3 separate regions of the Mus musculus genome follow, and all the other regions are linked to region 1. Evidence: chromatin loops called from intact Hi-C (ENCODE). Cell type or tissue: left cerebral cortex. All regions are shown on one strand. Links, peaks and the distances in the headings refer to the core of each region. The heading gives the core; the rest is flanking DNA. Region 1 overlaps Gm31279 (a long non-coding RNA gene). Region 2 overlaps Osbpl3 (oxysterol binding protein-like 3). Region 3 overlaps Osbpl3 (oxysterol binding protein-like 3).

Region 1 (10,497 bases), core at 761-8,760:
AGTGTTTTCCTAAATCGGACACAGGTGAAAGGATGTTTTGCTAAAGCAAGAACACGAAAGGATTCTTCACTAAGGACACACACATGTATTGGCTCCTCTTACATTGTGTTGCTGAGCTCCACTTATGGTGACACCATAGAGAAAAACTCCGTAAAGAACTTCTCATGAGGTTCCTGTGGCTTCTTGCAACTTCCATGGACTTGGGCAGATTGGCAGGGTGATGTCAGCTAATAGACTCATGTGGAGTTTTGATAAGACAGACTCATGTGGTGAGGCAAGACTGGTGGGAGGACAGAGTATAAATACGACTCCACAGACAGTGGCAGGAGGCTTGCATAGCTAGCTTTGCAACTTTTAGTTCATCTCACATCTTCTTCACTGATCTTCACTTCATTGAGAGAGGCATGGCAGAGAACTTCTCTTGGCATCCCTGCTGGTCTAGGTCACTCCTGTTGTCAATTTGGCAGAGGCCTGGCTGTTTCTGCTGGGTCATGCCACTGCTGCTAGTTCATGTTCACTACCTTGACGCTACTGAACTGGACTGCTGGAATATTCATGAAGTGTTTGCCAGTGGATCAAGTTGCTGCTGCTGCTGTTGCTGCTGCTGCTGATTCCTGTGAACTGAACTGCTGATTTCCTGACAACACAGGATTTGCTCCAAAGAACAATTTTCTAGACAGGTCCGCTTCCCCCTGTATCCTAATAGCTGTTCTTTTCCACTACCTCTGGTGTTTGGTGGGCTGGAAGGAATGTTAGGCATTTAAGAACCCTTATTAAAGGAGGGTTTAAAAAGTCAAAGCAGCATAGAACCTTTATTTGATGTATTTACAAGATGACTAGGACTAAAATCTTCAGGGCAGATCATCCATGGTGAAACACTGATGACTGTTTAAGAGTTACCAACATGGACCCCTGTCCCTCGAAAAAAAATGTCCTGTCCTGGTTTGGAACTCTGCCAGCAAGGAGATGATTACCAGATACCGTCTCCTGACTTTGGGTCCTCTTTCCTTTATAATACACCCAGTCTGTGGACTTGCGCTATCAGCCACAAGAAACAGGCTAGGACAGTGAACAATGCCTGAATCTACTAACTGACTGCTTTCTCTTGCCCATCCTAACTCAGGATGTTAAAAGCACTTGCAGTGCAGTACATCTCCATTCGTGTTGATTTTATTCTTGAAATGCCCACGTATTCTTTCTTTCTTCTCCATCTCCTTGCCGACGCCCCAGTCCAGGTCTTTAGCCTGGTTGTCTGTTTCTCCCTTGTCTCTTGCCGGGATTCCTGGCTCTGGATGTTTAACACGTCACACACTGCTCCCCTTCCTTAATCATTCCTTCTTTTGCTTCAGCAAGTGGTGTCTTAGGAACACAGAAACTAGAAGATGAAGGCTCAGATTCACCTGGCCCATCACCCATTCCTTCCCAGTGTAAGAGCCAGAACCCTCAAAAGCACCCCAGTATCTGGTTCATAGACCTTTACCATCACATCAGAGCAGTTCCAACCTTCCCTCTTTGTTTATTCTTCTGGGGTCATTTTGCTTGACTGAAGTTCACAACCAGACAGAAACTAAAGACTCACTTTCTAGACATGGACTCTTTTTTTTGTTTTGTTTTGTTTTGTTTTGTTTTGTTTTCCAAGACAGGGTAGCTCTGTGTAGCCCTGGCTGTCCTGAAACTCACTCTGTAGACCAGGCTGGCCTCAAACTTAGAAATCGGCCTGCCTCTGCCTCCCAAGTGCTGGGATTTAAGGAGTGAGCCACCACCGCCCGAAGCGACATGAACTCTTCTTGGTAGAAAATGTCAGGGCCAGATTTTCACTTCCAAACCAGTTGATTCAAATAGTAGTGGGAGAAGAGCAATCCAGGAAGGCTGCCAGGCATGGGTGAACTCCCTGCAGGTACGAAAAGCATTCAGCACTGAGCTGGGAGGAGACGGAGGTGCCATTTCAGAACATGAGTAGGGACATTCATTTCAGTTCATGGTCGCAGGGGGTTCAGTCTATAACGGTGGGAAGAAAGCAGCAGAGCGGGATTTACATCTGGGCAGACCAGGGACTGGAGATGGGGATACTGTACTGAGCTGACATGCTTCTCTTCGGGGGCAGAGTGCAGCCACGGCCAGGTCCACTCACCCCAGGGACGGTCTTTCTCCCCGAGTTCATCCACTCCTATAACAGCGAGAGGTGGAGAGGAGTGCCTCCCGCTACTGATGGACTCTAAATCCAGCCAGGCAAAGAGTGAGAGCTAAATGCCATGGTCTCTTTGCTTTCCGCCTTGTCTATTTTTAGTTACAGGCAGCATGGAAATTACAAGAAATCGCATTTCTGGCTTTCCTTTTACAGTTTTATCTAAATGAAGGATTTGTAGTTTCCAACCTTGACAGTAGGAACGGGGGTGGCGGGGGCGGGAGGTGGAGTGGGGCGGGCGGTGGCAGCCCACGCTCTGTAACCAAATAGAGCAGTCTCCAAATCTGCTTTGTTCTAAATTGTGAAAAAATCTGTCTGGTGAAAACCAAAAGCAGACACAGGTCGGTCGGGTTCTGACCGGAATGTGGCTAAGGCGTTGTCCTTTCCTGGCCAATCATATTCTTTTATGGAGCTCCTGGTTTATAATTATTTTCCTTCAAGTCATTAGAAGGGTTAAGATGATAAGTTTTATATTTTATCACAATTTTTAGAAAACAGTCACACCAGACAAGAAATTTTACTTCTGGGTTTCCTGTTCAAAGATGCATAAAATATTCCAGAATATCTGGGTCAGAAGTCTTGAAGTCACCTAGTACCCGGGTTATCAAGCGCTCACTTCCCGTTTCTTAGTCATACTTTAGATTTAAGACAAGGTAAAAGCTATATAAAAACAAAGACTATGTAAAACAAGAATAGCCGGTAAGAAGCGGAGCCAGGGAAATGGCTCAGTGGGTAAAGAACTTGCCTTCCAAGCCCAGTGACCAGAGTCAGGAGTCCCCGGAACCTAAGAAAAAGCCAGGTGTCATAATGAGCACTTGGGTTCTCAGGACTTCAACTCAAGGTGGGAGACAGAGACGGAGACAGAGCCGGAGAAATGGCTCAGAAATGCGTGGGCAAGCTCAGCTAGAAGCAGGCAGGCAGGCAAGGCCTCACCTCAAAAATGAGGAGGGAGCAAAGCCGCAGCAACTCCTGAACGTGTCCTCTGAGAGGGGAGCATGCGTATCCTGCTCCCCACAACCCCACCTCTTCGTTTTCCTCTAAGATTTTTTTTTCAAAGCTCAAAGCAATAATAATTTTCAAAAGGAGAATGTTTAAAGTATTTTTATGACTTCAAAATTTATTTTTTAAGATTATTTTTTTCAACATAGGATTTAATTATGAGATCAATACAGATGTAAAAATGAAGATATATTCAGGGTGTTACTAATAAGAAAACTAGTAAGGGTCCTTCAATCAGCATTGAGCATGAGGAGGCTAGGAAGCATTTTCACAGCCGAGGAACACTGAAGAGTACTGGGGTAGAAGCATAGATGGTGGGACCCTGACCAGCCCTGGGCAAAAATGGTTTTGTATCAGTAATTTGTTTCTTTCAGTCACCAAATGGCCTCCACAGAACCTGAATGGGAAACCCCTAGAGGGGCTGACTTGGGGGAGGGGGGAGTCTAGAAAATACAGTTTCCAACAAAACACCATTTTTTTCTCTGTATCTGAAGCCGGCTGAGAGGAGACTAACGTAAAAATCCATGCTGGCTTGGGACGGGCTGAGAAGCGGTCTCCTTTAGCAGGCATAGTGGAGGCTCACGCCCTGACTCTGACTCAGGTTTAATTTGTCTCAGAATCCAACTGTGAGGCTGATTTGCGAGTGCCACCCACGGATCTCCCAATCCCATAATAGTCCCATAGGAGCGATGACCTTTTCTGGTATTTTCATTATTACGTCAGGGCAGAAACATTTTTTTTTCAGCTACACAAATTTCCCCTTTTATTAGTTTTGAATATTTTCATCTAGTTACACAATTCATTCTTTTCAGGACTTTTGTTTTGTTATTTTAAATATTGAGAACTTAATCTGTCCCTCACCAATTAAACTGTCTGAGTTACTGTATCAGGGAATCTCTCCAGGACCTCACGACCCTCTGTAGCATTAAGCTATAGGAAGAAAAAAAAATCAAAATTAACCACAGTTCTCTTTATGGATCTTAAGAGAGGTTGTAAACTACAAGACAACAGGAATCCCTAGGACCAAGTGCCTTTTCCTGTGGCAAGACTTTGGCCACAGTCCCTTCTGAGACTTGTCTGACTTTACATAACAAAGGAATTGTGACAGCCCAAGTTCAGAAACTCAGGTGGGAACTCAGCCTTCCAAACCCACAGAAGAGAATTAAATTATTAAATGTGACTCTGAGAACCCACTTTCCCCATTGGAAAATACCATCTTTGCCTATATGAAGAGACACCCTCTGACACACACACGCACACGCACACTAGAAGGGGGTCAGCCTTGGATTCTGTGGTGTAGAAGGGAATGTGCGGCCAGAAGGAACTTATTACCTAGTGCCATTCACCTCACTACCACAAGGTGTCGCTGTTGAATCCTAGCAATCCATTCTACTTTGCACCTTTCTGTCCTTTTCCTATTTTAGATTTTTTTTTTTTAAGGGATGGATTGAAGAACAAAAATTAAATCTAAAATTCTGTTGCCAAATGTCATGCTATAATAGGTCATAGTTCACAGGAGAGGCTTAAGCATCGAGTTGCTGCCATCTGGCTCTGCTCCCTCTGGACTGTACCCGCAGGGTTCTCACTCCAGGTGCTCTGAAGCAAGCACATGGGCACAGACACGTGTCCTAAATCCCAAGAGCTTTGACACACTGGGATGTTTGTTTTGAAGTGTGTATTCTCTAGCACCATTGTTTCTTTCTGTTTTAGAGAATCATTCTTAGCAGCAGCCACGCTGCCCTATCGCCCCTTTGCAGAGAGGCCCCTTCACACGGCCTGTCTCACTTCTAGAATCTGTCTGATTTCTCTACTTCCTGCAAGCACTGATCTGATATACTCATTGTCTCCCCTTCCTTGCCTCCATTTTCTTCCTAGTCAGTCTTGTTGCCGAAGTGTTCTCTGCAAACACTGCTTGCCAGACCCGTGGAACAGCTGAACTGCCCTCTCTCACCTGGGTTGTAACGCCTTCCCTCAGGTGCAACGCTCTTGTCTCCCAGTCGCACTCTTCTGGTTTTAACCTCTGGCCTTCCAGAGAGGTTAAACCTCTGGCCTTCCTCTCTAGGCATGTCAGCTCCTCTTGTGGTTAGCTTTAATTGTCAAATTGATACAATTGTATCACTGTAGTAATCCCTTGGGAAGAGAGTCTCAATGAGGGATTGTCCACATTGGCTTGGCCCACGGGCATGTCTGTGGGGATTTTCTTAATTAGGTTAATTGAAGGCCCAGCCCACTGCGGTGTCGGCATTCCCTATGGAAGGGGTCCGGAACTGTATTATGAGGAGAGAAATGAAGTTGAGCGTAAGCAGGCAAGCAAATCAGTACGGAGGCTCTCATCGCCCTCTGCTTTTGATGTGGGTGTGATGCGACCCACTGTCTCAAGCTCATGTCACTGAGACTTCAGTGCAGTGACGCATTGTCACCTGTAATTGTGAACTGAAATAAATTCCTTCCTCCCCTAAGTTGCTTTCTGTCAGCAGCAACAGAAATGAAACTAGAATAAGGTAACGTAATATGGCCCTACGACTTACTGCACTATCAGCATACACTGCCCCCAGATTCTTTCTGCCACTCCAGCATCTGTGTCTGGCTGACTTTTGACACCTCCGATTTCTCATCAAAAGTGTCTCAACCTTCACAAATCAGCACCCGATTCTTCATTTTTCTCTTCACTCTACTCAACCCTCATCCATTTCAGACTGGTGTTTTTGTTTTGTTTTTAGGCATTTTTTATTAGATATTTTCTTCATTTACATTTCAAATGCTATCCCCAAAGCCCCCTATACATCCCCCGCCCTGCTCCCCAACCCTCCCACTCCTGCTTCCTGGCCCAGGCATTCCCCTGTACTGGGGCATATGATCTTTGCAATACCAAGGGCCTCTCCTCCCATTGATAGCTGACTAGGCCATCCTCTGCTACATATGCAGCTAGAGACACAGCTCTGGGGGTACTGGTTAGTTCATATTGTTGTTCTTCTTATATGGTCGCAGACCCCTTTAGCTCCTTGGGTACTTTCTCTAGCTCCTTCATTAGGGGCCCTCTGTTCCAACCAATAGATGACTGTGAGCATCCACTTCTGTATTTGCCAGGCATTGGCATAGCCTCACAAGAGAGAGCTATATCAGGGTCTTGTCAGTAAAATCTTTCTTGCATATGCAATAGTGTCTGGGTTTGGCGGTTGTATATGGGTTGGATCCCCGGGTGGGGCAGTCACTGGATGGTCTTTCCTTCCATCTCAGCTCCAAACTTTGTCTCTATAACTCTTTCCATGGGCATTTTCTAAGAAGGAGCAAAGTATCCACACTTTGGTCTTCCTTCTCTTGAGTTTCATGTGCTTTGCAAATTGTATCTTGGATATTCTAAGTTTCTGGGCTAATATCCACTTATCAGTGAGTGCATATCATGTGTGTTCTTTTGTGATTGGATTACCTCAGACTGGTGTTTTTATGCACCCCATTTCCTCAGGCCAGGCCCTAATGAATCATCACAGATTCTTTGCTCTCAAAATCATCTGAGAACCCAGTTAATTCTCTACTGCTCAGCCTCCTGAGTGCTGGGATCCCATCCAAGTGTATCATTAACAGAGCATTTCTCTCTATCTCCATGATCACACCTTGTAATAACATAGTTTTCATTGTTATAATGAAACATCAAAAGCAGGCTAGTTATGAAGAAAAAAGGATTTATTTAGCCAAAATCCAAACAGCTCAGTGTGGCGGTGTGCTTTCGGGACTGGGTCCCCGGGTAGCATTGTGTGCGGTCTATCGCAGCTGCAGGATTGCTTGAGGGAAGAAGAGTTCACCTTTGGAACTAGAAACCAGAGAGACCGGGAGGGTCCAGCAGGCCATCGGAACAAAGCCCTTTCAAGCACTATTCAGAGAACACGGAGCAACAAGACTGGGAAGAAAACGGAGGCAAGCAAGTAGAGACCGTGAATATATCAGAGCAGTGTTTGCAGTAAGTAGAGAAATCAGACAGAATCTAGAACTGAGGGGAAAAAAAGAGACATCTAATCCTTCTGAGTTCCTGCCCCAGCTGACCTAGGCACCTCCCACTACACTTACCTCCCCAAACTTCCACCTCAAGGACCCAGTCCTGAGGCATGAACTGTGGGGAACAGGTCACATCCAAACCTCCACCTCCACGGAGCAGGTCGGCAAGGTCTTAGCCATTGAGGTGGGCTCACTGCTTTGACCCTGGACCACCATTTGCAATCTATTCTTCACACGCTAAACAAAATATACATTTACCAAAGTAGCAAAATAAGTCAGATCAAGCCACCATGCCCTGCTCAGAACATTCGGCTGACTTCACTTCTGCATCCTGAAGATGATCTCCAGATGGCTCTCTAAGGCCTGCCCAGCCTTAGGGACCCAGCTCTCTGAGACCTCTCCTACTTTAACCTTTTCAGCACTGAAACCTGCTCACTCCACCCCACTTCTTTCAATGGCTACTCCCTTGGTTTGGAATCCTCCCTTCTCCTGGGGTTGGCACAAAGATGGTTTTGCTCTGCTTCGGTTTTCCTTACTGGACCCACCACCTCCTGCCCTTAGGTTGTCAGCATATTTATTGTTTGGTTCCAGGAGGGCAGGACTTCAATGAGTACAGTCCCCCCAGCACTCGGACATATAGTGGATGGGCGCTCCATGGTTACTGAATGAGGGAAAGAAAGGGGGCATGTGTCTTTTTTGAAGACAGGGGACAGATCACTGGGACTGAATTTAAAGCTTTGTTGGAACATTTTGACCTGTGTTGGTATTTCAGAGGGTTAAAAAGTACCACCTGGTCTTGACCAACCTTGTCCCAGTCACCATCTTGTACTGTGCTACCGTTCACCCCAAAGTAACAGGGCCAAGTGCTCCTGGGCTGGGGGCTGCGGAGCCATGAGCCCATCCTCCTTCTCAGTTTATTCACTCAGGCATCTTGTCACAGCAACAGAGGCCGATTGACACAGCTTCTAATCTTCTCACGGCTGACAGTGCCAACAACAAATCAACAACAGTGGCAGGACCAAAACTTCATTTAAATCTATTGCATCTCAATTTTCAGTTTTTTTTTTTAAACTTATTTTCTTAGGACTTTGTAGCAGTATTCTTAGTGTTGCCAAACTTACTGAGGATCTGTGACTACCATGTCGGTGAGCTTCCAAGATGTTTTCTGGGAGCAAATTGATCCCAATAAAAGACTCTCACCAACCCACAAAGGGCTTCTTCATGCAGTCACATTGGCATATGAGTCAGCTGATAGCCTCTGTGTAGCCAGGTCACGCGGTCTGGGATGACTTAGGATGTTGGATGGTAATCCTTAGTCTGACAATATTTCTGCCTGCCACAGAAAAGGCTTCGCTGATCACAGACCACCGCTCAGCTCACGGTCTCAGGCCCATCACTGGGTCACTTTGAGAAAGGGGTCTCTGTCTCTTTAACTCGGGTGTATAGGTGACACAACTAACTGCCCTTCTGTGACACAACTGCTTAGGTATAAATCCATATAAACATAGTCATTTCCTCCAAGATAACCCCTCATGGGTGAGGCAGCTGGGTCCACAGGAATGCTCTAGGATATCCTGGGGAGTCGTGCCTTTTCTTGACTACCCATTGTTGGGTTAAAAGGGGGAGATCTTTGTCGTCCTCCTCGGTCTCAAAAGCAACCCCCATTTCTAATGAAAAGGTGTCATAGTCTTTGGGAGAGAAGGACTTTCTCACATGATCATCAGGGTTTCAGGTCACATCAAGTATGTGAAAACATGATGACAAATGGACAAACTTGCCCCTTAAAGAGAAAGTGTTGATCATCGGTCGCAAACATGCACTGCGAAGTGCGCTAATGCACACTAATTTACTGTGAAGTGCACTAATGCACACTAATTCACTGTGAAGTGCACTAATGCACACTAATTTACTGTGAAGTGCACTAATGCACACTAATTCACTGTGAAGTTCACTAATGCACACTAATTCACTGTGAAGTGCACTAATGCACACTAATTCACTGTGAAGTTCACTAATGCACACTAATTCACTGTGAAGTGCACTAATGCACACTAATTCATGTGAAGAGCACTAATGCACACTAATTCACCCCTAGCCAACAAACAGCCAAAAGTAACAACTGTGTCTGGCTTGATCCTTTGGAAGACAAGTGACTCACAATGCATGTGGACCACTTAGATTATGTGCCGATAACCAATACTTTTTAAATGAACATAGGCTAAAACTCTCTTGAGAACAGTTGCATACCAGGAGGTGGGATGATTTGTGAGGCTCTTCCCCAGAAGGAACTCAGCTCTGCGGAAAGGTCAAGGCAAAGCCACAGATGACCTTGTGAGGGGTTGGGGTGATTAAAGGTGAAGGCAGAGGTTTATCCTGCCTTCAGAGCCTACATGGAGCCCTTCCTGCCCACGTGTTGTGAGGACACCTCCCTGCACCTTTCTCAGTGCAGTGCCACTTTAAAGACATAAGATAACACTTTAAGGGGAGGAGGGACTGATGTTAACAGATTTGATGGTGGCTTATTTATGGTGCAAGCTCTTAAAACCACCAACGGCCATTTCCTTTAGCACACTACCAGTTTAAATCACTCGTATTTACTTAGAGTACTCTGCCATTGCTTCTTGTTTTTCTTCACAGTGCTCTGCAACTGATGACTTCAGGTGGGATGGATTTAAAATCTTCAGGGGAAGATTTTCAAGAACGCAACATCACATGGTAGCGTTATATTGTGACCTCCCTTTTCTTCTGAGGCCAGGCTTACAGCTGCTGGTCTTCTGGAAACAGTGGTTAGGATATAGCCCTTAACTAAGACTTGCTCCACTCCAGAGAGAAAGCTGAGAAAAACATTTTCCTAAAGCTACCCTCTGACTATGATGTCTGGGGTAGAAGGAGACCAAAGAGGTCCTGGAATCCACATTTCTGCTAAGTCTTATGTGGTGACAATTTGGGAGTTTTGGGTTTTTTAAGAAACACAGAAATGTTGTAAGAATATGTTTTCATTTTAATCCCAGGTGTGCGACATGGGGCTGCTTCAGACTGTCCACAGCAGTTGACTATTATTTAACTCATGCTGTAGTAGGAGTATGATTTTGCTAGCTGCAGATAGTTTCAACAATTATGTGATATTTGGAATTCTGGGGACTTTTCAGAGGATATATAAATATTAGAACCCTGCTATTGGTTGGGAGGCTGTTGGTTAGTTGGTTGGTTGGTTGATTGGTTGGTTGCTGGTTAGTTGTTGATGACTGTTGGTCATGGTTTGTTAAGTAGTTGTATGCAAAGAAGAAACAACAATAAAAAGAAATTAAATATCTTTTTAAAAA
Region 2 (10,497 bases), core at 693-8,692, 130 kb after region 1:
AGGCAATACATTCATTCCCTACTGGTGCTGTAATGGATCAGTTCTGGAAGTCGGATGCTGAAAGCCAGGGGCCGGCAAGGGGAAAACAGTGTCTCCCAGGGGTTCTGATAGGGACCACACGCCCTGTTCTCTCCATCTTGGGAAGACTACTGCAGTTCTTGGCTAATGGTCTCAAGTCACTCCAAATTTTTTTCCTCTGCTTCTGTGGTTTGCTAATGCTCGTCCTGTTTCCCATTAAAGGGTCCTCTTGCTTAGGTAGGGCCCGCCTGGATAGTCTGAAACAGTCTTCCCATGTCCAGGGATTATCATTACCATGCTTGCCAGGTCCCTTTTGCCATTTAAGATGGATGGTTGTGGGTCTAGGGATTGGACCCACACGTCTTTGGTGCTACTAGTCTGCAGACTAAAGACAGGAACTTGCTTCACAATCCAGAATTCTCAAATTCTATCTCCTTCCATTCTGACTTTTTTTTTTCAAATTCAGTCACACATTGCAGTTTATTCTCGCACACTTTTCTAGCCAGACACTTCCTTTCCCTGGTGTCTCACAGGAGGAGACCCTTCAGAGAAGGCTTGTTACAGAAATGAGGCTCTGACTGCATCCCCGTGACTACAGACGAGGCATCTCACCTTCATGTGAAGGGGCGATGGTGGGGGAATGGACATCTGGGGGCAGTGTCTTCACACAGCTCTTTTTCTGTCTCTGAACACATCCTTCCTGTGAGAATGTTAAGTAATTTTTGGAGCTAAAAAAAAAAAAGACATCTCCATATTCAGCCATACTTGAATTTGGCATTTGGACTGGAGGGAAGTTTTTGTTTTTTTGTTTCCAGATATTGGTTTTGTTTGAAATATTGTCAGTGAAATCTCACTGGCGAATTCAGCTCATGAACATGAACAGGTCCTTCATTTAAACCCAGGGTCCAGAGACTGGTAGAGTGGCATAGGTCTGTAGTTAGCTACAGAGAGAGTGAAGCAGGAGGATTGTGCATTCTAGGCTAGCCTGGGCAACACAGAGAGATGGCATTTCAGAGTCAGTAAACAGACCTGGGTCCTTTAAACCTTAGAGACATCACCAGACCTTCAGGGGACCGACCTAACTTAATGATCACTTTTCTGGAGGGAATGTACCTTGACTGTCATTGGATCTTCAAGAAGGAGAGATCTGAGAAAGGCTAATGATCACCTGGGTTGGCAGCAGGTAGATTATCTTCCATCTTCCCTTGGGTAAAGGTCCCTGGAAGTATATTCATATTTCTTTTTAGTACGGAATCTTTTAGCCAGCGAGGTGAGTTTCCTCGTTCCTGTGAAATGGACTTCCCACCGAAGCCCATGTCTTTGCTGTCAGTGGTAGAAGAAGGCTTATTCAGTTTCTGCTGGCATAGTGTGAGCTCTCTCTAGATATGGGGAGCCTTTGCTCAGTGAATTCTGAATTTTGGATAGGCAATGTATGATTTGTGTGTTTAGACAGGAATTGAAGATAAAAAATAAATGTCAAGGTTTCCTCTCCACTGTCCCCAAACACCAGATGTTTTAGTCGATTTTTTTTCTTTAGTAAGTACTTCTTTGCAACTTAAAAAAAAAAAAAAAAACAAAGCACCCTCATTTGTTTTGCTGTGCATCTGTTCCCAGCTTTGGTCACCTCTGACCCAGCTCTCCTACTCCTTATGGTTCTTTGTAAAGAGCGCATGGCTCCTGCCCTCCTCCTCCAACTCTGCCTGTTCCATTAACCTCACCTTTCCTTATGGGAACCAAGAGACAGACATGGCTTCTGGCATTTGCTTAGAAGCTGGTAGGGTTACCTCATATACGCAGCAGCACAGGTTGAGACCGGGGTCACTCTGTGCAGCTTAAGGCTTCAGAAGGAAAATACAAATGGCCAGAAGTGCGTGTTTATGCATTTTCACCGAGAACGTCTAAGAAGTAGGTGTAATTTGAAATTAAGCTCGGATGACCACCACAGAGCAGGGGTCAGCAATGCGGCCTGAAGACCCAAGCAGAGGAGCATCAAATGAGGCTTCTTTCTAGATGCACGTGTATTGGGGGAGTTAGTTCTTCTTCATTGACTAGGGTGTATACCAACTCTCTCGGAAAACCACAGCCGTCATGCAGAACATTGCTGGCCTACGAAAGGACTCCGACGCTCTTAGCAAAACTGATTCATAACAAGAACTTCAGTACTCTTTGGTCCAGCTTACCTATTTATTTTATACTTATTTACTGATGAGGGGGCATGCTGGTGGCAAGGTGTGCATGTGGAGGTGAGGGGACAACTTAGTTCTCTTGTTCAACCATGTGGGGTTTGGGGAATCCAACTCAGGTCATCTGGCTTCGTAGCAGGCACTCTCCCAACTGAGCCATTTAGATGGCTCTTTACTTAATTATTTATCACTAATAGGAAAAATAAATGAGATGAGATAGTTTGTTTTTCTGACACCCGAGGGCTCTTTGGTGAGAAGGTTGGTTACGACAATCAACCCCCTAGCTCCTGACCCATTGTTCATTATACCTAATTTGCCCAGTATCCTAAGGATGCGGGTTTCTTCGTGAGGAGGAACAAAATGGAATTCATGCTTTAAACTTTGAAATTTCATAAATTAAACTCATGGAAGTTTACATACTCCTGCACACGACTGACTGAAGCCTGGCATCCCACGTGTTGACCTTGGTCATGAGAGCATAAAGTGGAGAAGCCACTTTGGAACATAAGTTGCAGTCAGTAGAGTTAAACATACCCAGTGGCCTACACATTTGCCCCAGAGAAGGGCCTTTATGCAAATGTTCATGGCAGGTTAATGTTGATAATCCAGCCTTCATTTGTTTGTTCATCAGCCCAGATCAGATAAATTGCACTGGTATCCACTGAGCCATGGGAATAAGGAACTGGGAATCTGAATGACACTTACTGGAAGCTGGACCCAAGCTTTGTACATTGTGCTGTCCCAGGGCTAAGGAGTCCTAGGACAAGTCACACGATGGCAGTAACAGAGGACTCGGGTGTGGAGCTGCAGGCACACCGCAGACTGTGAGGGAGGTTTTGAATGAGACGTGTTCCCTCTTTGACAGAAGTGGTGGTTATGTAGGTGGATATAGTTGTTACAAACGCATCAAACTGACACTTAAAAGGAGTGCATTTCAGTATATCGAGTATACCTTAATACAAGTTATTTTAAAAAGAGCAGAGGGCAGGTAAGGCTCTGGAGGGCAAAGCGTTACTGGTCGAAAGCACAAACTACTTTTGTGATCTCAGTGACTCATCTCCGGTCTCCTTTTTTGTCATACTGTGGTCCTTCTGTCATTGTCCCTTGCCACTTGTCTGAGCAGACAGACAGAACTGAGAGCCAGCATGCCGTGAGGAAACTGAAGAGTCCACCCATGCACAAGTTATTTCTGTACCCCTGGGATGTTTTGCCATCTTATGCAGCAATTGTAAGAATCACTTTGAGATCCAGTTATTAATTATTTACTTACCAACTTTTTCACTACATACCTGTATATGCAAATAAAATAATACCCAGAAAATGCCAAGAGCTTTTTTGTTCCCTGGAGGAAGTAGAGAGGGTTTGTAGAAAGAGTAGGTAGAATTTATTGTCATATTCTCAGCCTAAAAAGTCTAAAAATAAGAACATTGGCGATCACAGTTAGTGTTCTGAGTCATAAAATGTAAATCCCGTAAGCCTGGAGCTTAGAAAAATGCTGTTCAGAAACCTCTAAACTGCATATAAAATGTATGTCTGCCTTCTGCCAACTCCCCTGCCAGCTCCTGGCTTCAGAGCTGTCTCTGAAATATCTAGGACTCACTTTGAACATGAGTCCCTGAAGGTGGGACCAAGATGGAGAGAATGGGGCATTGTGTGTCCCCCCCCCCCCCCCCCCCCCCCGCCAAGAGTGCTCCCCTGTCCTGTGCCTCTTGGAACCCGAGACTCATCGTGGAACAGCTAATTGAATAATCATCAGTGCCCATATCTACTCAAATCTTTTTAATCCCTAACTAAGAGAAAACAAAGGTCAGGCCCTTTGCCACACTGCTTTGTATGAAGTGTTATCTACCTTATCAGCACTGCCCTGTGGCTGTGAATAGCTCACTGTAGGCTGTCTCCATGCTGAATACCAAGAAGGCCCTTGTGACAGGGCAGGGAGATGGCTCTAAGTCTAAGAGCAGTTGCTACATACATACACATGCTGGCCTGAGTTTGAATCTCCAGCATCCACCTAAAAATCAGGCCTGGTCCTACACGTACCTGTAACCTTAGTACTACGGGAGGGGGAAAGGGCAAGTTGCAGTGAAAAAGAAAAACCTAATTCCAAGGGAATAAAGCAGGGATCAACAGTGGAGTGGTCCTGATGGTCTCTTCTGGCTTCCATATGTGTGGCTAATACATTCCTGTACACACAAGTGCACACACACAAGATAGTTGATTCCAGTTACTGCAACAGAGAGTGTTCTAGGAGCCCACCCACTAGCCGGTTTTGGCTCGCTCCATCACACCTCTGCAGAAGGCTGGCAAGGGCTCCTTTTAGTTTTTCAAGGACCATCTGAGAGAAGCCTCAGGTAAACCATCTTGCCTCAGAAGTAAGCTGTGAGAGCCCAAGTATCTGTTCACGTCACCCTTTTCCGTGTTTGAAAATGGGTAAAGCAGAGGCCATGGAAGAATGGGAAACTAGTTGCCCTCTTAACTCTACCAGCGTTAAAGCGTGAAGAAGAAAGCCTGCTCGGTCACGCTGTTTTGGAAAACCCATCTCCCTTCCGGTTTCCATCGCTAATCCGGACCCATGACTCTGGTTGCTACAGCTAGAGAAAGAAATAGGCAGTGAAGTGTGCCAGGCAGAGCAGGGAATGCCAGCTGCGTTTTAAGCCCCTAGAAGCTGAGACTGTTCCTGGAGGATTTTTCTCCTCGGTTTAGCATGGAAGGAAAGCTGGCCTTGCTTGTGCTCACTTGTCACCTGTCAGGCTCGCCCACTGGCCATTGAAAGGAAGGTGGACTTTACCATTAAATGAGAAGGACAGCAGGGAAGTGGGGATGCTTCATTCAGTATTGGGGTGTTTACGCTGGAGTTAGGGTGTTTCTTCTGCTCAAGAAAAGACACCAGTCTGCTTTACAGCAAGGAGACATGATCCTCCATGCTCCAAGGATTGGACAATAAGTAACCAAGTCAGGTGTGTACATCCACGTCAACTCAAACCTGCTGGCCTGCACTGCACGGGCTCCTGGGATGTGTCAAAGGGCTCACAGAGAGGAGTAGCTCACTGTGGCTCAGTGAAAATCATACCAGAAAGATTTCTGTCTCAGTAGTGGCTCCTTTAGTCCAACACTGTGTGCATGCAATGGGATTTAAAAATAAAATCCAAACCGTTCCCTCGCGCATGTGTGTGTGCATGTGCGCGTGCGCGTGCGCGTGTGCCTGCCCATGTGCCACACACAGAAACAGAAGAGGGGCACACTCATTCCAGGACAGGCGTGTCAGCAGCTCCAGGTCTCCAGAGCTCTAGAGGATGGGTGCGTGTGGCATCTCAGGGCCTCCTGGCCAAAATCAGGTTGTCCAGTGGCTCCTTTGGGCCTCAGGAGAGCTGATTAGGTTGAAGATAATTGGCATTAACAAAACACTTATAAATGGAGTTAACTCCCTTCTTGCAGAGAGTAAACTTAGCCTTACATGTAAGGGCAGGCATGGAAGAATTGTTTCAAATAGTGTCACCATGTCAAGGTTGGGAAGAAGGGCTACTGAGTGACTGCTGTTTCCAGAGTCAGTAATTCTGCTCAGAAACCCATCCTGGTACTACTGAGCTAGGAAAATCCCAACTTCATAACAACAAATACAAAATCAGATGGGAATCAAGAGTTCATGGTGCAGTCCCAGCCCTTGGGAGGTAGAGGCAAGAGGATCATGACTAGTTCAAGGTCATCTTTGGCTACATAGCAAGCTCAAGGGTCAGCCTGGGCTACATTAGACCCCAGCATCACTCAGTGGTAGAGTGTGTGGTTCGAATGCCTGAGACCCTGGATTCACACTCCAGCAACCCTGTTCCCCATAAAAACCATGTAAGGGTTACAATTTTCACAGTTCTTCAAATTCATTTTATTTTTACGTAATTGGGTATAAAATGTTGAATAAGCTGTTATTGAATATTGAAATTCTGAAATATTGAAAATCCAGACAATAAGAAAGGGGAGGAATGGGGTGTAGCTTCTTTCCATGTCTTTGGATGTTTTCTTGCATCCATTTCTCCTGTCTTGTGTTGTCCTAGTTTGCTTTCTGCTACTGTGATAAAACTCCATCATCAAATGCTGCTTGGGGCGGGGCAGTGTTATTCTGCTTACTCTTGCAGAGGCAGTGCCCGAAGCCTAGACTTCTCACTGGCGCATTCCCCATGGCTTGCTCCCCAGGGCTTGCACATCTTGCTTGTTTATACTTCCCCCCCCCTGCCCCCCAGGATCACGTGTCGTGGTGAGGCACTGCCCACAATGGCCTGAGCACTTACATCAATCATTAATTAAAAAAAAAATGCTTCATAGATTTGCCTACAGGCCAATTTGATGGAGACATTTTCTTAGTTGAAGTTTTCTTTTCCCAGAAGACTCAAGTTTGTGTTGAGTTGACAGAAAACCCCTAAGCAGCACCTGTGTTTTTCGTAGTTCCATGCAGTCGAGGCGCTGTGAAGGGGAAATGGGAAAAGCAGGGTGGGAGGCAGTTGTGCATTGTTAATGTCCTGCCACAAACGTTGATTTTTAGAGGCTTCATTATTTGCTGGATGAGTTAATGTAGTCTGGTCTTTGTTTAACTGGCTGCTGTGTCTGCTCATGGGATTGTATATACACCCTTTCTTCTATTACAAATACGGAGCCAAAGGTAAGACCATGTTTATAAACTCTTGCTAGTGATGGCTCAGCAGGTTCCCTGGATGTTTTGCCAACTCTGTCTGCTCCCATCCTTCTCTTCGCTGGACATTGCCATTTAAAACTGTTTTTCTTTTTCTAAATAGTAACTGAAAGGGGATCAGATATGGGAAGGTTCTCACTGGGATTGTTCAGGGGCAGCTCAGCTCCCAGACAAGCAGCATGAGGGTGTGTGTGTGTGTGTGTGTGTGTGTGTGTGTGTGGCATGACACCCTGGAGATAGAAAGACTAGCAACTTCTCTCCCCTCCTACCAAACCACTCATCCACCCTTGGGTGTCACACATACACACACACACACACACACACACACACACACACACACACACATCACTCTGCCTGTCTGACTGGCTCATTAGGTGGCTCATCTCTCTTTTCGTCCTGACCGTCTCAGTGTACTTCCCTCTCGGCCACTGTCCCTTCCCTACTTTCTCCACACTTGGGTTGTAATAACTACCCCTCAGGTTCCAACAGATATCTAAATCCAGCAATCATGAGAGCCAACTAGGTCCCCATGTCCAGCTCTCAGAATCTGAGGAAGAAAATCTAGTCAACTCAGGGGCTGCCTGTGTCCTGCGGCCACCTAGACAGTAGAGCTATGCAGAGAGTGGGAGACGTTAGGTCAGGGAGAGGCTAGGTGTTAGGGGAGAAGTCTGTCCTGGCTCCATGGACTGGGGCAGCTTTGCTCCCTGCCCTGCCAGGAGAACTCAGGGACACCTGGATCCTTAGTCACCTCCACAGAGACTGGGATGCCTCTTGTTTCTAGGTGAGGATGGTTCGTTTAGTCCTTCCCATCTCCCATGCTCCATACAAGGCAGGGTCTCCTCCCTGTTTTTCTCCTTTTCTAAAACCAGACTTTACCCTAGGCTAATGCCCTGCAGTTCTCCTGGGGTGCTTTGGTCTATTATTCTTTTCGCTCAAAGTGTGGGGTAGAGGAAAGGGGTGAATAGGAAATCCTTGACCTGGAAACTGAAGCCAGGCTGGGGAATTTGGAACAAATATTAGGGTTGGCAGCGAGGCTGTGAGTCAGAAGCAGGTGCTCGGCTGAGAGCATGCCAGACTGAGGCCAGGGTAGAGCTGGTGGCTCACTGGATGAGAGAGACTAGGGGATGGGGGAGAGGCTACCATGACTGCCAAGCGCTCCCCAGCCTTCACTTGGAGTTAGAGAGGATGCATTTGAACTCCTGCATCTTTATAGAAACAAACTCCAAAAGTTCACAGTGTCCCCTGAAAAAAATGTTATGTTCCCCCCCTCACCCCCCATCCTGGTTACTTAGTGATGTGATTCCCTGCTTAGGGAATTGGTCTCTGGTTGAGAAAAATCAGGGCCCCAGGAGGCAGATAAATTTAAGGTGTGGCATGACACCCTGGAGATAGATTGCTGGCCAGGGCAAGCCTCACTTTGGAACACCTGAGTTTGAACTCTACCGAGTAGCACACTGTGGGCTGTCATATCACAGGGGGACTTGGTTGTATCTATGGAACTTCTCATAACATATAGTAGAGCGTGTACAGGTATTGTTTTACCATCAATTTAGGTTGGTTTTAATGTCAGTTTGCCACAAAGTAGAACCACTGAGTAGAGAACCTCACCTGCTTGCATCCATTGATTCAGAAAGTCCCGCCCTTCCCAGTGTGGGCTGCACAGGCTTGTAGCAGATTTAAAAAGGATTTATCAGAAAGATCTTTCCTCTCTATCTCCTGCTAGTCTTTCCCTCTCTCCTGCGTGCCCTTCTTCTTTCTCTGAGTTAACCACTGTTAGGCATTTTATCACAAGAATGAGAAGAGTAACTAAGACACTCAGGTCTAGACCCTGCTGGCAAATTACTGAACAAACACAGACCTTCAAACCTAGAAGTTTGACCTTCTGTGTGAATGTTGTATTTTAAAATCCCATAATGCTAATTCATGTTTCTTCTCATTTCCAGATAGGCTGACCTTAGACCTATGTGGTGGTAGTACAGAGCCAGAGCCCCTGCAGATGAAGGTCCCTTGGGAGGTTTTCTTTTGGGCTCTAGCATGCACTATGCCCGACACTTTTCCCTCCAGCTTAGAGTTCCTGGGACCAGAGAGGGTGTGAGCTCTTTCTGTCTCTTGAAGCTGTGGCCAGAATGCCGCCACTTCTGAGCAGCTGAACCAGAAGGTGTTTTTTCCTCTAAAAGAGGTCTCACCACCTCACTGTTTGAATACATTTCAACAGTTACTCAGGTCTGCCTTGGCCTGAGCCCATGACCACAAGCAGGCAGACATCTGTGAGAAACTGGGCTATAAATAAATGGTTTCAAACAATTGATTCTCAAAAGTTGGAATTATATGCGCTTGCTCTGTTTGTCTTGGGCTTTGGACAGAAGATGATGGGACTTCAGAGCTCATTAAGTTGTGTGTTTACTGACTAGTGAAGGGTTGGTCTGTGCGAATCTGTGTAAATGTGTGTCTATTTTAACCTAGGTGGTGGTATTTCTGAGAATTAGCTGTAACTCCCCGTACCCCGCCCTAATTGTTGGATAACATCACTGCTAAGCATAAAACAGATGCACAAGTCAGAGATCAGCCAGTTGTCTGCAGAGTGGGAGGATGATTTTAATATCGCTTCCGAATTGGGCTTTTAGTCATTCTGTAAGGGTTTTAATTGGGCCCCTGATGGCATGCAAATAGACCTGCAGAATCTAAGCAGGTGCCCCTCCCAAGGCAGAAGAAAGTCTTTGACATCATGGAAACCCCAGATTGCTCCGTGTGACTATCTAGCTGCGTCTCAAGAGAAGGTTGGAGGGTCTCGGGATGACTGTGTTGCCCAGTGATTTGTGTGGGTGTTCTCGTGTGTTGGAGTTGCCCTGACCTTTGGCTGTTGCTGTTTCGTCTTTGCTTCCCACAGACTCCCGGATGGGATAGATTTATTGGGCTTTGTATGGACTGATGTAGGCCATAGGCTTCCGTGTTGATTTGAAGTCCATTCTCTTTTAAGTTAAGCAGGCTCTTTCAAAATAATGTTGGTGGGATTTTTAAAAACGTTCTTGAAGCTCCCAAGGAATGTTAGCAAGGTGTACTTTCTACTTTGGGGGTACTGTGAATTGTGTTGCCATGAATGCTCTGGAATAAGTGGCCATGCTTCTGTGTGACTGAGGATGGGTCTGGGAGCAACAATGCAGGATCATTTGTCACTCCATTTTCAATAGTTTGATGGACCGTCAGATTGCTAAGAAATACAATTCTATGAGAATGTCAGAAAGGTTCCCATTTTTCCATATCCTCCACAAGACTTGTTTCTGGTCAATTCTAAAATATATAAGTTATAGTCCCTTTACAGGGTGGTTACATATTAAGATGTAAGACACTATTTCTTGGTGGGCTTCAGTTATATTCCTTATGGCAGTTGTACTGAGCATTACTTTAGGTGTCTTGCAGCCATTTTTGTGTCTTCGTAGTTATCTCAGTTTTTAAAAGTTGCCCTAATACTGCTGAGTTGTAAACCGCTGAGTTTATATTGATATATTCTGGAAACCAGGACTTTATCAAGCACATGAGCTACAGTTTCCCCATTCTTTGGTTTAGATTCATCTTCTGATGTTATTCTTTGAAAATTTGGTATCTTTAATTTTGATGAAA
Region 3 (10,497 bases), core at 2,318-10,317, 120 kb after region 1:
GAGCCTTGTTTACAAAGGTTTCTTAGGTGACCCTCTTTTTCTTTAAACGCCATCTGTGTTTCCTCCAAGCCATGCCCAGTGCCAGTGTGCCTTTGGGTGGAGAGGCCTCATCCGTGGGAACACACATCTACATTTTCCATCTAGGAGCGATGGGCAGAGTCCTCATGGACGCTGGATGACTGCTTCTCTAGTCTTCAGGCTCCTCCACTAGCCTTGTATTTCAACAAATGTGGATTCATCCTACTTGGCTCACTGCGAGGAGGCAGATGCCCCAGTTTCTGCCACTTTATTTTTATGGATTCCTTTTTGGTTTTCAAATCTTTTGGCAAGGAGATTGCTGATAACCGACTCCCCAGTGCAGCCTTCCCAAAGACCCAGGGACCTGGGAGCTTAGTGTCAGAATGGGTGTCATCTACAGCGTTGGGTTCTTTGGAAGAGGGCCAAAAGCTGGAAACTGCTTGTGCGTTTTGTTTTGGAATGAAATGTCTGAATGGGCTGTCTGAAAGGTTGCTTTTCCTTGCTTAAAACCTCTGATATAAAAGCAGACGTGAAGGCTGCCTGCCTCTGTAGCTTGAGTGCTCTGGTCTCTCCCACAGGATCCACTGTGGTCTGACCCAGAGTACTGGGGACAGAGAGAGGGCAGATTCTCAGCTTGAACACAGCCAGTGTGAGCCACGGGTGTGGTGCTGTGCTAGGGAAACCATGCAGGGGGTGTAATGGGTGGAATCATAAGTCTCTGGGCTCTGCCACAGCCGGGTTGGGGGGGGCGGGGAGAGGACGATAAGGAATTAGTGGGGTACCGAGACCTAGTGGGGGCAGCTTTCAGAAAGCCTACACGTTATCTGGATGTTTCTTATAGCTTCAGGTTGACATTTTCTTTGGGACTACACAGATGACAGCCCTCCGAACAGGCAGCATCATAGCTGAGTTCAGAAAGAGCAACCGTGCTGCCTAGCTCCGTGAGCTCCGGCGTGCACAGCCAGCTCGCAGGACAGGTCTGTACCATAGTTGTGAATAGGAGTAGTTTGTTGTTGTTAGTTACGTTTTACTTAAGCTCATTTAATGACCAAGTCTGCTATGCCCCAACACAAGGTTCTGCTGGGCCTTTAATCTTTCTTGATGAGGATGCTCCTCCCATATGGAGGAATATTAGTGAGCCAGGCTGAGCTCATGATATAAAGCATGAGATGCATGCCATGCCACCCCTTTAAAGTTTAAAGAAAACAATGCTGGGTGCTTCCAGCTTCTAAAGTTTCAGAAAAGAGACTGAAACCTTGCACCAAAGAGGAAGCAAAATGTTTGTACCAGAGAAACCCAGAAACTCTTGTGCTTTCTGTCCAACAAACAAACAAACGGGTCCACTCTTCAATGATGGTGTGGAGAGGTTGGGCCTGGCTTATGGTTTTTTTTTTTTTTTTTTTTTCTGCTCATAGAAGGTAGTGTGGTTACATAGCAGCCTCCTGGAGCAAAGCCTATTTCTTCTGGCTGCATTGCATGTTATGTAGAAAGCCTCTGTCTCCTGGGAAAGACAGGGCAGATACTGACTATGAAACCTTGTGCTGGATTTCAAGTTGGAAGGAAAGGGAGGAAGGAAAAGTTGAGTCACATTTGTGTAGAACTTTGAATGATATCATTACATAGTTTGCCTTTTAAATTTATTTTAAGTTAAATTTTTAGAAATTTGTAGAGTGTTGGAAATCAAGCCAGGGTCTTGGGTATGCTAAGTATCCATTCTACCACTGGTAATATCCCTGAATGAAAAAATAAAAAGGAAAGGATATGATGGTTGCTAGGTATGGTGGAAGAGAAAGCTTATTATAGACATCTGGGAGAGCACAGCCAGAGGCAGACGTGTCTGGGAGAGTCCAGAGTAGACAGGACCTAGAACCATGCATTTGAGGCGGGGAGGGGCAAGGAGGGGTGAGAGAGGGGAAGAAGCAGATGGAGCAGCCAGGAGCCCCAAAAGAGAGGAGATGAAAATGGTTGAATTATATAGGGAAGAGCATCTGGGAGAAGGAAGCCAGCTTCCCTTCTCCCTGGGATGGAGAAGTATAGATGGAAAGGCCAGGTAACCAAAATGGGTGAATTATATAGGGAAGGGCATCTGGGAGAAGGGAAGCCGAGCCCCTGGGATGGAAAAGTTTCGATAGGGGACAGAGTATGCCAGCAAGGACGGTCCCTTGACAGGTGGGAACTGAGGGGAGCAGGGAGAACCTGGTCCCCTTTCATATGCTAATGGGCACCTCAGCCATTTGTCCCAGGTTTGAAACCTAACAATCCCTAGGTCAAGACTTTATTTTATACATCATTTACCTTTAAGTTTGTGAAGAATCCCACGTTGTGATGTATTATATGCCAAATAACTGAATGTGTTATTTTAGGCTATATTAGTGATCTCTTCACCCAGAGGCAGTTGTGCACACATGGAGTCTCTGCTGGAGGCTGAGGAAATGCAAAGGAGAGAAGATGAACTGAAGGAAAGGCATGGGTGACTTCTGAAGATAGTTTGCCACCAAGTGGTTCAGTGGCTGGATGTGGTGGCCCATCTCCTGAGGGGTTGGGAGAGCTGGCTCTGCATCACAGCAGAAAGCCATGAGAAATGCCATGAGTGGGCAAGACAGGCTGGAGCTATTGCAGTTTTCTGGGCTAAAGCAATCACTGTGCCCTGAACCAGGCAGGAAGCCAGGATAGAACAAAGCAAATAAATACCACTGGCAGAGACACGAGAGGCATCTCGGAGGCAACGAATTTCCTCCTGTGTGTCTTTTATTTCTCATGGACACAGCTCAACTAGGAAGGAGGAGGAGGACTGGGGGAGGAGGCGTTGCCTAGAAATAGAGGCTGGGTTTTCTAGGGTTTACAACCTGCTGTCTGCCTGTTGCCAGAGAGTCTCTGCCTATTCCATTATTATTCTCCCTAAGGAAGGGGTGAGAAGATTGGTGTGGGAAGAGTTCCAGCTGCCCCTGCCTGCCTTCATCCCCTCGGTGGCTGTTCTCTGATGTGACCTGCTGGGACGTGACTTGTTCATCTCCTTGATGGGTACCACATTTTCCTCCTCTGAATGTCTCTTTTGTATCTCTAGTTCAAATGCAGCCCGGCTGTATACTGCTGTCCCTGAATTCACTCTTTACCTGATTTTTGACTCCTTTATCAACAGTTGATTTTTTTTAAGGTTTATTTATTTATTATATGTATGTGAGTACACTGTAGCTATCCACACCAGAAGAGGGTATCAGCTCCCATTACAGATAATCTTGAGCCACCATGTGGTTGCTGGGAATTGAACTTAGGACCTCTGGATGAGCAGCCAGTGCTCTTAACCGCTGAGCCATCTCTCCACCCCTCCTTGCCAGCATTTTAACATCTTTTTGCAGATTCCAGGTTCCCAGACTCTCATCTTCAAAAGTACAAGTTTCTTTCCGATCTCCTTCTCAACCTCGGCATGTATCTTTGTTTCTTTTTCTCTAGATGCAGAGTTACTAGGAGAAGCCATCCAAGCTTTGCTTGTACCATCCCAGCCTGTAGAGCTGCTACCATCTTTGGAACTCTCAGTGACTGGACTGGGATACTACATTCTAAATCTCCAGTCTCCCAGGGCTTCCCTCCTGTGTGAATGGCTTTGGATGCAAGTATCAGAAAACCCATGAAGAAGTCTGGAAGCTTTCAAGCGTCCCAGTGGCTCCATTCATTGTCTTAAAGGGGCAAATGTATTACTCAGGCTTTGGCCCCTGTGTGCTGTTCCTCCAAACATTGCCTAGAGGCTCATTAGCCAGGGTTTTATGTTAGGAGCTTGCCTAAGCTTATCTATGGTAAGAGGCTTGGGCTTACCTCAGAGGTTTAGAATCTTCCATTTACAGCCTGGGGTTGAGAGTGAACTCAGGCTCCATACAAGCATGTAGCTCTCCAGTATAATGGGAACATACATATAAACACACACACACACACACACACACATGTATATGTGTACATACATACATATACATATATACATGTAGTTCCAGTGACTCTCTGTATAGTGGGAATGATGGTGTCCATGAGAGTGACTGCTAGGCTGGTTGCAGAGGCTTTCACAGCCCCTACTCCCCTGAAGCCTTTTGCTCTTTGATTTATTTGAACAGTGTGTTTCATTTCCTGCAGTAATTTTGCTCCTCTCTTTCTCTTAGGCTTTGCCTTCCCTGTTATGTGGCCCTCACTGGCCCTTCTTGTTCTGCACTGACCTTGGTCATCCTAATGATTCCTATGATTTCATCTGATAGCTCTCAGCTCAGGATTCTGAAATCCGCCTCTTGCACCCCTCATCCTTATTCTTATGTTTGGCATCTTGTTGAATCAGTTCACTTATAATGACAATTAATAATTCTCATGTTTCCCGCTCTCCCTAAAGTATGGGACTTTTCATTTTCCTCTTTCATTACTGCACTTGTTATTTCAAAACATAGATACTTCAGTAACAAACAAACAGCTTATTCAGTTTTTCTTACAGCTAGGTACTGTCATATGACTAAAGCTGGCACATGCATATGCCTATGTGTATGTGTGTACCTGAGTGCATGGATATGCATGATGAACATGCAAAAGAGAGGGGTGGGAGAGAGAGAGAGAGAGAGAGAGAGAGAGAGAGAGAGAGAGAGAGAGAGAGAGAATGAATCACCGAGACAGAGACAGACTGACTTAGCAGCCACCCAGAAGTCTAATAAAAAGACAGCTGTTTAGCTGAGAGCCTATCCTTACTGGTTTTCTTTTCCCTTCATCTTGTCTTAAAATGGAAGATGACAACATTTTAGAAGCTGTTTTGGACCTTGTAGAAGTCTTGGAATCCAGGGTAGAAGGAAGGATGCTGGGTACTTTATGCCCAAAGAGTGGACCAGTCAATTTTGGAAAGACTTTCTGTAGCTTTTTATGTAACAGGTGGTCTAATTCAGGTCTCATTCAGGATGCTATAGCAAATTATCCCAAACTGGGCAGTTTATAAACAGCAGAAGTCTATCATTCATCATTTTGGAGGCTGATAGTCCACTGTCAAGGTGTTTCAGGTTTGGTGTGTGTTGAAGGCTTTGTGCCTCACAGATGGTCTTTCCTCTGTCTCGGGGCAGACATCAGGCAGGACTGCATACTGGGACCCTTTAAAATCAGGCTAATCGTGCTCTAGACTAATTACTGCTCAGAGGTCTTACCTAATCCCTCACTGTGGTGACTAGGTGTCATCCTGTGTGACCACGGGGGTGGGGGTGGGGGTGGGTAAGAATGGAGGACACAGACACTCAGGTCAAGGCAGCAGCTAAGCTCTACCCTCTGCCAATTTCAGCCAGATACATCTCAAAGCTGTTTCTGCTCTGTTGCCTAAGCAGAACATAGCTCTGTAGTTCCCTCTCAACGTTTCATGGGATATACTTTGGGGAAAAATAAACCAAGCAAACTATTCAATATCTACAGGTTTGTTCACACTAAATAGTGTGGCTGTTGGAAGCAGGGGCGACGTGCAAAGTGGAGAAAGCTCATGTTTTCTTAGTGGAACTATCATTTGGTTCCACTACAGACAGTGCCTGCAGGCACCAGCGCTGCGAGGCTGAAGGGCTGCGGAAGACAGGGTGGTAGGTTAGAGATTCTTGGCAGTTAAGTAGCTGGTGGGAGCCAGTAGCACTGTGGATGCAGCACTCAAACTAGATACGTAGAGTGCCGCAAAGGTGTGTGGGTGTGTCATATGTACGTTTTGTTTGCAGCTGCATTGTTTGAACACGAAACGGGAAGCAATATAAATGTCTGGGTGGATAGATATCTGTATATTTCACCAGTACAATTCTGTAGAACAGCTCAAAGGAAACAACCAGGATTACATGTGACATATGGGCAAGACTGAAGAATAATGTACAGAAAAATAAGTTGTTGATTATTGTCTTAGTTAGGGTTTTACTGCTGTGAACAGACACCATGACCAAGGCAAGTCTTATAAAAACAACATTTAATTGGGGCTGGCTTACAGGTTCAGAGGTTCAGTCCATTATCATCAAAGAGAGAGCATGGCAGTATCCAGGCAGGCATGACGCAGGAGGAGCAGAGAGTTCTATGTCTTCATCCAAAGGCTGCTAGTGGAAGACTGACTTCCAGGCAACTAGGGTGAGGATCTTATACCCACACCCACAGTGACACACCCATTCCGACCAGGTCACACCTATTCCAACAAGGCCACACCTTCATATGGTGCCACTCCCTGGTCCAAGGATATACAAACCATCACAATTATGTATAACATGAAGTCATTAGCTAAAATGAAAATGATTCACAGATGCCCTACCAAAGGCCTCTCTAACGTCCACTAGATATGCTCTTAGGAGCTCAGCTATTTATCTCCTCTTCCATTCTTTCTATTCAACTTGCTTTTCACCTTAGTACCAGTCTGGTTTCCTGCTGCATGTGGGTCAGGACTGACTGACATCAATGGCATTCAACATGTTTGCCAGAGTCATCTTTCTGAGCCTATGTCTACCCTGTCTTCAGCAGCCCCACCCCTCCCCGCCGTCCCCTGCAGCCCTGCTGCCTGCAGGCCCTGTCCCTAGCTGGAATGACTGTTCTTCACCTTGTCTTTTTTTGTTCACCTGGCAGAAGTCTGCATAGAAATCTTCAAAGCCCAGAGCTGGGGTTGTTTTTTGGGTCAAAAGTGGACATTTACTTTCCCATGGATGTGCGGACTTCATTCTCGCAGGAGGGGCAAGAAGGTGGCTCGCTGGCCTGCAGCTTGACCTTGTTAAGGGCAGTGGTCTTAGGGGCATCTTAAGGCCTCGAGGCTCTTTGCCAGATTATTGTGCACTGTGGAGGCCACTAGAGGTTGCATTGGAGACCGTCTTCATTTCTTACAGGCTGTGAATCATTCCTAACTAAACAGTTTTCTTTTCCTGTCTGGGATCAGGTTGAGGAGGACTTTTCAAACTTAATTTTTGAGGAAAACAAACAGGTTTGGATCCCTTAGTCATGAAGTTGGTTGTATTTTAGGGAGCAGTGGAGATAATCCTGCTGATGACTCCTCTGCCAGGAGGAACCTCAGAATGAATTAGGTAGAGACAAAGGGATTGCTTTTAGGAGACTGTGCTGGCCCCATGCAGTGGATTAACCCCAGTTCTAGGCAGGTACTCAAAACCGAGCTATCACCTAGTCCCTTCCTTACAGTTTATAGATTTGGCAAAGTGTCTCACTTCACTGCCCTGGCCCTCACATCCCTCTGTAGCCCAAGCAAGCTTTGAACATGGGGTCCTCATGCTGAAGCCTCCCCAGTAGCAGGGATGTAGGCCTGGCTGCCACGCCCTCTCCTCCCTCCCTTCTCCTGTCTTTCCCCTCTGCTTTACTTATGCTATTTCTGTTCATTGCAAGATAAACATCAGAGAACATAAAATAAAATTTACAGAGGAAAATTAAATGTCAGTGTTTGTAGGGGGTGAGGGCACCCCCAAATACAGCAGTGCCTTGCATGGAAAAGGGGTCCAACAAATTTTCCAACAAAACCTAACCTCTATATTATGTTAATCGATCATTGCCATTCTTTTTAAATTCAGGCAGAATGGTAACTTTATTGTCTAAATTTTATTTTACTGTAGATACAAGGGAGAGTGCAGCCAGAGGCAGAAACATCTGGGGAGTCTGAATCAAACAAGTGAAGCCATGTGAGGAGAGGGGAAAGTATTGCTGACCAAGAAGGGTGGCCCAGGCCAGGAGACCAGTGTAACCAAAATGGTTGAGTTATATAGGGGCCAGAGAAGCTGGGGAGGGGAGTTCCGCCCAATAGCTGGGCTGGAGAGTTCAGAGTATGGGGAGGGTGTGCCAGCCAAGAGGGCCCTTTAACAGCTAGAGACTGAGGGATGCTGGAAGAAACAGGCAGCCAGCATTCTCTTTGATATGTTAATGGGCACCTTAGGCATTTGTCCTGGGTTTGAGACCTAACAGTTATGAATATGTAATTATTTTAAATAAAAAAATCTCTTATGCCTGTTTTAGTATTTTACTGTGTATTATACAGCCTGTGGTGTAAATGCACCATCCACTGTCAATCATTTAATGACTTTTTTGTACCTATTTTATTTTTTTTAACTACCACAAGCCACTTGACCATATTTTTCAAAGAGGTCTAAAGAGAGAACAGACTACTCTAAGGTCTTTGTGATCGTCCTCCAGTGGCTATACACAATTTTGAAGACCATGTGTTACATGGAATGAACCTGTACAACAGAGCTAAAGTCAGAAAAGTGGCTTTTTATGGATTTCCTCTCTGGATGTTTCAGAAAGTCTAAGTGTTGAATGATGGGCAAGGAATAGACAATGGATGAGAGCTGACTTAGTTCAGCTCGCACCACACTCCATTCCACTGCATTTCAAGGGCGTCAAACACCTGGGAACTACCCACTTAGATGGAGGCTGCCTGGAAAACTCAGTTTACAGGCTCCATCTCGAGACGGAGGCCTTCTGAACAGTTAGCCACCCTTCCCTGGTATTGATCTTCGTGATTTCCAACTTAACTTTGAGACCGCTCTGCCCCACTGAGACTATTGAGCGTTTGCGTCCTCCTCAGGGTTGGGAGCAAAGAGGCATGGGTGTTTTCAGTAAAATGCTGTTTTTCATGAGAGTTGTCTTCTGTCTAGGCCCAGCGGGCGCCTTCTTCTCTAGCAGGTGATGAAGGGCTTTGATTTGGTTGGCAAATACTTCACTTCACTCCTGTTCAATGAAAATTCTGTCTTTAATCCAAGGAATTTGATTGTCATTAGAGCTTATGACTCAGACACACAAAAGGGTTTTAATGAAAAGATGACTGCTTTCCAGACACACAGCAAAGGAGACTTACCCTTGCCGGTAAGGTCAGTGTTAAGCATGCTGTGATTATCTGTGGGATTTTCACAATAAACACCTACTAAGATGATTGATGCAGGTGTCTTTCAGATGAGGTCTGTCCTGCAACGTGAGATTCAACTTTCATATCAAAACAACACTCTGGGATGACTTTTTCTCCCGTTACTTCTGATCCTATGTTTGGTTCCAGCTGAGAAAATTACTTTCTCACAGGTTTCCATTTTAAAACTATCACACATTAGGTCTAACTCTGTGGGTGTGCGTGCGTGCGTGCGTGTGTGCGTGCGTGCGTGTGTGTGTGTGTGTGTGTGTATCCTGCAAAGTTTGTCCCATTCTGTTCTTTTCTTTTTCCAAGCTTTGCCTTCCCCATCTTCTCCATGGACTATTTATAGAAAATAAAGCTGGTGTCATGCCAGCAGTTCCACAGTTTATTGTTATAGGGTTTCTATTTATTCTATGCATAATACCCATGAAGATCTTACATAGCTCTGTGTGTGTGTCTGTGAGAGACAGACAGACAGACAGACAGACAGAGACAGAGATAGAGAGACAGAGAGAGAGACAGAGAGAGAGAGAGAGGTGCGCCATGCATGGAACACACACACACACACACACACACACACACACAGGTCAGAGGACGACTAGTGGGACTCCGAGTTCCTTCTCCTTCCACCACGTGTAGCTTGCATGTCTTCATAGGTACCACCTTCACCTCCTGAACCTTCTCACTGGCCCACGGGGCTTTTGTTGTTGATGTTTGTTGTTGCTGTAGTTTTGTTTTCAGGGTTATGCTCTAAAAAACTTACAGTGTTATGGAGTGACTCGTTTTTCTCTGGAATAGCAGTAGAATGGGAAATTTGGTCAACGTTCCAAGCGGTCACACTGTGGGTGAATCTTCTCTGGGAATTAGACTAACCCATGCCTGCCACTGTCCTTGTTCATGTCTGGGAGTTTTGTCCTTTTCGCTTCCTCCTAATTATTCATACACAAAGGAAAATGTTATACACATACAATTATAGCGCAAACGTGGGACCTACTCAGAGTCCAGTGGAGGGAGAAACATTCTTAGGTAGGTGCATGTAGTTGCTTTTGACACTCAAGGGTCTGTTGTTTTTGTCACCAAGATGGTGTTAATGAATTATGAAGCTGAAATGTTTGTTTGACCTTGTCTTTTTGGTGGTCCTCATGGTCTATAACTGGATGTCCCTTCCTGTCCTTGAATTTCCGTTTTAACTTTATGCCATGAGCCTCCCTCTCGCCTGGGCTGCCCTGTGCAGGCATCTGTTGGCTCGGCCTGTTGTCACTCTGTGAGTCATTGCTGGCCTTATTAAACTATTTTGGGCAGCGGCTTGTCCATTCTCCTCCTGTGAACCGTGAAGCCTAGAATTGCTTCGGCAGCATCCTTCGGTCACGTGTGGAATTTGAATGTGAAGGGAAGGCAGCTGACTGGTTACAGCCCGGCATCTCACCTCACCACAGTAGGTCTGTCTGCAGGGGCCACTTTGAGTTTGAAATGTTTCTTTTGTTTTAAAAAGGAATGTCAGAAATGCCATTCTTGTCAAGGCGCGTCTCAAATGCCTGACTCCATCAGCTTGTCAGGTTGGGTTGTTACAACAAAATACCAAAAACTGCGTAGATTAAAAAGAACAGAAGTGTATTTCTCATTGT

The links. A loop is a pair of places that touch in the nucleus more often than their neighbours do. Peaks named below come from ENCODE experiments on the same cell type or tissue, not always from the same donor. Only the 100,000 strongest peaks of a DNase experiment are listed, where the experiment ranks them.
Region 2: a loop joins it to region 1, with 4 times the contacts of the local background. A loop is called at or near these places in 3 of 42 quality-filtered maps.
Region 3: a loop joins it to region 1, with 4 times the contacts of the local background. A loop is called at or near these places in 3 of 42 quality-filtered maps.

Annotation. Positions count from the first base shown.
Region 1 is chr6:50,520,937-50,531,433 of GRCm38, reverse strand. The region is part of intron 1 of Gm31279 (a long non-coding RNA gene); the gene reads right to left. Among named protein-coding and RNA genes, the nearest start is that of Gm26289, 14 kb to the left of the region's middle. In left cerebral cortex, for the core only: a CTCF peak has its summit at 4,545 (motif pointing right); DNase peaks (open chromatin) are centred at 3,007, 3,783, 4,537, 4,799 and 2 more places.
Region 2 is chr6:50,393,208-50,403,704 of GRCm38, reverse strand. All of the region lies in intron 2 of Osbpl3 (oxysterol binding protein-like 3), which reads left to right. Among named protein-coding and RNA genes, the nearest start is that of Gm52900, 17 kb to the right of the region's middle. In left cerebral cortex, for the core only: no CTCF peak of the experiment used is centred there; DNase peaks (open chromatin) are centred at 4,894, 5,424, 6,324, 7,881 and 4 more places; H3K27ac peaks cover 4,118 bases.
Region 3 is chr6:50,404,607-50,415,103 of GRCm38, reverse strand. The region is part of intron 2 of Osbpl3 (oxysterol binding protein-like 3); the gene reads left to right. Among named protein-coding and RNA genes, the nearest start is that of Gm52900, 28 kb to the right of the region's middle. In left cerebral cortex, for the core only: no CTCF peak of the experiment used is centred there; DNase peaks (open chromatin) are centred at 2,759, 5,633, 9,225 and 10,145; H3K27ac peaks cover 762 bases.